Linked DNA regions of Homo sapiens: region 2 is linked to region 1. The links are chromatin loops, found by intact Hi-C in ENCODE. Cell type or tissue: dorsolateral prefrontal cortex. All regions are shown on one strand. Links, peaks and the distances in the headings refer to the core of each region. The heading gives the core; the rest is flanking DNA.

Region 1 (2,925 bases), core at 201-2,700:
ACAGTGGTAGGAGGGAGATTCACCTTTCACTATATACTCTCTTGGTATTGTTTGAGTGTTTTTGTCATATGCATTTGTTACAATTTTAAAAATAATTAAAAGAAACCACAAAGTTTATTTCTTAGTTTGGGTTTAAAGAACTTTTTGATGTCTTCAATTTCCTAATTCAATCCCAAGTGTCTGAACCCTGAGCTGCTTGGAAGACTCAACCATTGATACTTGATAAACAGAAGCAGTGAAAGAGGCCAGGTGTGTGGTGGCTCACACCTGTAATCCCAGCACTTTGGGAGGCTGAGGTGTGTGGATCACCTGAGGTCAGGAGTTCAAGACCAGCCTGGCCAACATGGTGAAGCCCCATCTCTACTAAAAATACAAAAATTAGCCATGTGTGGTGGCATGTTCCTATAGCCCCAGCTACTCAGGAGGCTGAGTCAGGAGGATCACTTTAACTCAGGAGGCAGGGGTTGCAGTGAGCTGAGATCATGCCACTGCACTCCAGCCTAGGGGACAGAGCAATACTCTGTCTCAAGAAAATTTAAAAAAAACAAAAAAAAACAGCAGTGAAAGAATGTAATGGGGTGGGAGGGTAGTGGGGAGTGGGGGAAGAGTATAAAGTAAAAACTTTGAACATTATTTTGTGTAAATTTACTTGAACAAAGAGCTTTTCTGCAAGTTCCCTAGAGCCCCTTGGTTGTGAATGGCAAATTGGCTTTGACTCAAATCCTTTTATAGCAACCAATCAACTAAATCCAAAGGTATGCCATATAAGATGGTGATGTATTTTTCTCTATTTTGAACATAATGAGCCACTTCAAGGAAACAAAATAAGACAGTGATGAATTTTTTCATAATGAGCTTTGGGATAGTTATTATCATGTTGGTAACTTGATACTGGAACAGCAGATATAAGTGGATTTAATTTTTTGGAACAATTGCAATACTCTCACTTAGCTCTCATCAGATGAAAACTCAAATCCCTAAAATATGTTCACATTATTTTGGAAAGGGCCACAGATTCACAACATTCTAAATATATAGCCCTAGGGAGAATTCCTCATCAGTAACAGGAAATGTTCTCATAAGATCTGTGAACTTATTTCCTTTCTCTGGAATCCACAACCTTCATGTGTGAAAGCAAGCCACAATATACTACCTCTTTCTGGAATTATGAGTTTGTATTCACATGTGACCCAATAGTGGCTGATGGATATCAAACACCAAAACAAATTAATTAAAATGTCTAAAATATTTTTATTGTTTGTGTCATATCCTCTTATTTAGGGAAGAGACCCGAGCATTCTAGTCTATGTTATAACACAAACTAGCTGTGTGACCTTGGGGCAGCCACTTAATCTTTCTCTGTACTGTGTCCTCCTCTGATGAATAAAGAATCATGTCTCCTTTACCCACCTCATAGGGTTATTGTGGGATTAAGTGAAATCATGTGTGCATGAACAGTTTGCAAAAATGAGGATGAAAAGTCTCAAAGTTATTCTCGACACACTCTCCTGGGCACAGCAGCAGCTATTTAACCTATAATTGCTTCATCTGCTCTCCTCAGCAACGCACCTGCAGAGTTGCACAATTCCAGGGGGACGCCTTTCATAAAAAATACAATGTAAATGGCGCCCCCTGCAGGTTATTGGAATAGAAAACAGCATCAGCAGCAATTTGAAGGCTATGCTGAGTTAGAAGTGAAAAGCTGGAATTTGTTTTACCATCGTTTGGGATTCGAAAGCAGCAGCCAATGAACTAATAGAAGAGCTTGACCTGAGGAAGGCAGCTCTTAGGAAGTCCATTTTTGCACCTTTTGAGAGGGTTACAGAAAAAGGACCTAGAAATACTCTCTGCTGGTGCTACTCAAAGCATGGTCTGCAGGCTAGCAATATCAGCATCTCCTGGAAGCCTGTTAGAAATGCATATTCTCAGGCATCCCTGACCTACTGAATCAAAAACACAGGTATCTGTGTTCTTACAAGCTCTCTGGGGATTCTTATTCATAATACAAGCTTGAGAACTACTTCTTTATGCCATGTACTCCTGGTCGTAAGTTGCCCTTCTGTAGTTGACAGAAAGATCTGTTGAGTCCAAAACAGGCATTACTCCATAAACTGTTTTCTTTGAGTAAACAAACATTCATCTGAACTCCAAAAGAGGAATGCGTGTGTCTGTGTTTGTGTGTGTTTGCATGTGTACACATATGCATTATTATATCATCTTCCCTAACCCTAGGTTTGGTTTCCCATGTCACGCACTGTGATTTGCAGAGCAGTAGAGGAAGAATTCTTGGGGACATGACCATTTCTATTCTTCTGGAAAAGAAACTGGAATAATCTATTGGTTTTCAAAATGAGGAAACCCTAGAGTGTCTTTGAAAGGCAGACAAAAGTAATCATCCCTCCTGCTTGCAACACTGCACTCCAAACCAGGTTTAATTAAGTATTTTAGAAGGAAAGTGGGGCTGAGATAGAACAGCCCAGTCATTAACAAGGGGAAACTGAAGGAACTCCACTGGGAAATGCTCCCAGAAACAAAGACTCTGCAAATAAATCTGTTCTTTGGAGTAAGCCTTAATTTTCATTAAATTGGTCAATTTATACTACAGGACCATAATATACTTCTAAAGCTGTTTTGATTGACAACCCAGATGAATAATTACTGGGTCCTGCCCACCATTCTCTCTCCAAGCAGAATTCTGACAAGCTTGGTCAGAATTCTGGACCCTTCCTGGAGACCTGGAACTCATCTAGGTCTAACCCTCATACAATCACCCTTACCAAATAGTAAAATGCCAATCTCTGCCATTAGGACAAGTGGTTCTTAGGCCACAGAACAAGTCTGGATTTGCTTAAATGCAGTTTTCATTTCTCCATTTAATGTAGTCAGGGCTTGTAGTGTCTTTGTCAAATTTTTCTTCCCATTCTT
Region 2 (2,925 bases), core at 262-2,761, 280 kb before region 1:
ACCTTCAAAATGTATCTGGAGTCTGATCCCATCTCTTTTTTTTTTCTTTTTTTTTTTTGAGATGGAGTCTCACTCTGTTGCCCAGGCTGGAATGCAGTGGTGCGATCTCAGCTCACTGCAACCTCTGCCTCCCAGGTTCAAGTGATTCTCCTGCCTCAGCCTCCCAAGTACCTAGGATTACAGACATGCACCACCACACCCGTTACAGAAATGCACACCTAATTTTTGTATTTTTAGTAGAGACAGGGTTTCCCCATGTTGGTCAGGCTAGTCTCAAACTCCCAACCTCAGATGAGCCACCACCTGGGCCTCCCAAAGTGCTGGGATTACAGGTGAGAGCCACCACACCCAGCCTGATCCCATCTTGACCTCCTCTGCTACCATCCTGCCCAAGCCACCATCATCTCTCTTAAACACTGAAATAGCCTGCTTAACTCTTCCACCCATTCCCCCTTTCAGCTAAAAATATAGCACAGATCATGTCTCATATATTTATTAGTTAAGTGCAAGTAACAAAAGGAACCATATGCCATTTGGGAAATGTTTGTTTCTTTTTCTAAGTGTGTATGTAGGGTAAGGGTTTCGGGCGAAAGTTGGTGGTGGTGGTGAACAGATTACGGGTATGGGAATTCTATATACATTCTCACTGATTGGCCTGTAGCAGATCAATGTTATGGAAAACAGAAAAAAATTTTAACATTTCCACAATAAGTACTTACTATGCATTGTGAGGTTAAAGAAGTAGAAGAAGATTCTTGCTTGTGAAAATTTACAAATTTCTGTAGGAGATAAAACATGTACATATTCCACACCGAAAGAACAAAACAATATTTGATTATATGTAGAAACTAGTATTATAGACTCCTTAGAAATTCAGAGAGAGAATGCAACATTTTGGCTGACTAATAATATATTAAAAGCAGGATTTGAGTTTGAATTTAAAATATGGGTGATATTAATATTTTACTTCCAGTGACTGCAAGGAGAATTTTGGACTGAGATAATGATGATGACATTAAAGGTATGCAACAGGAAGTTTTATTAGGGTTCTCCAGGTAAATGAAAAACAATAAGAAATGTAAATATTAATAGATTAGATAGAGAAGAGAGTTATTATAGGAATTGGCTCACATTACTTTGGAGACTGAGAAATTCCATGATACGCCATCTACAAGCTGGAAAGCCAGGGAAGCTGGTAGCATCGTTCAGTCCAAGTCCAAAGTCCTGAGAACTTCAGGCAGTAAGGGGATGCTGGATTAAGTCCCAGTGTTCAAAGATCAGAGAACCTGGAGTTTTGATGTGCCAGGGCAGGAGAAGATGAGTGTCTCAGCTCCAGAAGAGCGAGCAGATTCAGCTTTCTCTTGCCCTTTTGTTCTATCCAGGCCCTCAGCCAATTGGATGTTGCTTATCCATGGGGGAGGGTGGATCTTCCTTACTGAGTCCACTAATTCAAATGCCAATCTCTTCCAGAAACAGCTGCACAGACATACTTAGGAATAATGCTTTACCAGTTATTACCAGCTGGGTATCCCTTAACTCAGTCAAGCTGGCATCGAAAATTAACCATCACAGAAATCTACACCCAATTTAAAGAGAATGTGGACCAGGACAATTTGATATGTAAGATTTGTGCCAAGGAGTAGCTGAAAATAAGATGAAATGGATAGATAGGTTTTTATTCATGTTCAATATCTAGTAGATCAGTTCCGCTTATCTTATTGATTTAATTAACCTTTGATATATCATGGGCAATTATAATAGTTCTCAGCTAACCCAAGAAAATAGATTTATTATTACCTCCTTCTTATAGATGAGGAAACTTGAGGCCCAAGGACGTTAAATAACTTGCCTAAGGTCAAAAGACTAAGGATGTGGTGTAGTTAATATCTGAACCTATGCAATCTCATTTCTGAGCCTATGCTCTTAAACACTGCCTTTACTGGCTTTCCTTGTCTATCATATATGTTACAAATATCTTTTCAATTTCTCATTCATAATTTTAATTTTGTATATGGTCTTTCTTACTGGATGATATTTAAAATTTTATGTGAGGCCAGGTGCAGTGGCTCATGCCTATAATGCCAGAACTTTGAGAGACCGAGGCAGGAGGATCACTTAAGCCCAGGAGTTCAAAGTTGCAGTGATTCATTGGGGCCTGTCAGGAGGGGCGGGGTAGGGGGAGGGAGAGCATCAGGAAAAATAGCTAATGCGTGCTGGGCTTAATACCTAGGCAGTGGGTTGATAGGTACAGAAAACCACAATGGCACACATTTACCTACGTAACAAACCGGCACATCCTGCACATGTATCCTGGAACTTAAAATAAAATAACAGACAAACAAAAGTTGCAGTGACATGATTGTGCCACTGCACTCAAGCCTAGGCAGCAGAGCAAGACTCTGTCTCTAAAATAAATTAAAATTTAAAAAATCACAAAATTTTATGTAATCAAAGTTTCAATATTTTTCTTAATTTTATTTAGTTTTGTTTCATAAGAAAGGCTTAGTATAAAGAATAATAAAACATTTCCTATTATATTTTCTTTTGAATTTTTAACTTTTATTTTTAACTTTATGATAATTAATCATGAATCTTTTATTGTATTTGTCTATGGCCTGAAGTAGAGATCTAATTTTACTTTTCTTCCAAATGGCTAGCCAATTATCCTCAAAATATGTCCTTTTTTAAATGACTTGACATGCCACCTTGATACAGTAGATGTTTAGAAATTTGCCAGTTGCTGGACATTCTACCAATAAGTGTTTCATTCTGGTTAAGAAGAATTCTTTTAAAAGTGTAACCCTGGAAGGAATATTAGTTAGAAACACTGTAATGTAAATTAGTTAGATAATACTGGGTATCTATTGATACCCAGCTGAGATAAATGTAGCTAAAAATAGTAATTTTGGCTCTGGAGGTCAAATC

What was found. A loop is a pair of places that touch in the nucleus more often than their neighbours do. Peaks named below come from ENCODE experiments on the same cell type or tissue, not always from the same donor. Only the 100,000 strongest peaks of a DNase experiment are listed, where the experiment ranks them.
Region 2: a loop joins it to region 1, with 2.6 times the contacts of the local background. A loop is called at or near these places in 2 of 110 quality-filtered maps.

Annotation. Positions count from the first base shown.
Region 1 is chr12:69,899,514-69,902,438 of GRCh38, reverse strand. The region is part of intron 10 of MYRFL (myelin regulatory factor like); the gene reads right to left. Among named protein-coding and RNA genes, the nearest start is that of MYRFL, 76 kb to the right of the region's middle. In dorsolateral prefrontal cortex, for the core only: CTCF peaks have their summits at 1,435 and 1,634 (motif pointing left); a DNase peak (open chromatin) is centred at 1,608; H3K27ac peaks cover 368 bases.
Region 2 is chr12:70,178,745-70,181,669 of GRCh38, reverse strand. LINC02821 (long intergenic non-protein coding RNA 2821) reads right to left here and starts at 1,343. Exons shown (of 3, transcript XR_945070.3): 1 at 1,132-1,343; 2 at 720-779. In dorsolateral prefrontal cortex, for the core only: no CTCF peak of the experiment used is centred there; a DNase peak (open chromatin) is centred at 1,379; H3K4me3 peaks cover 1,596 bases; H3K27ac peaks cover 2,259 bases.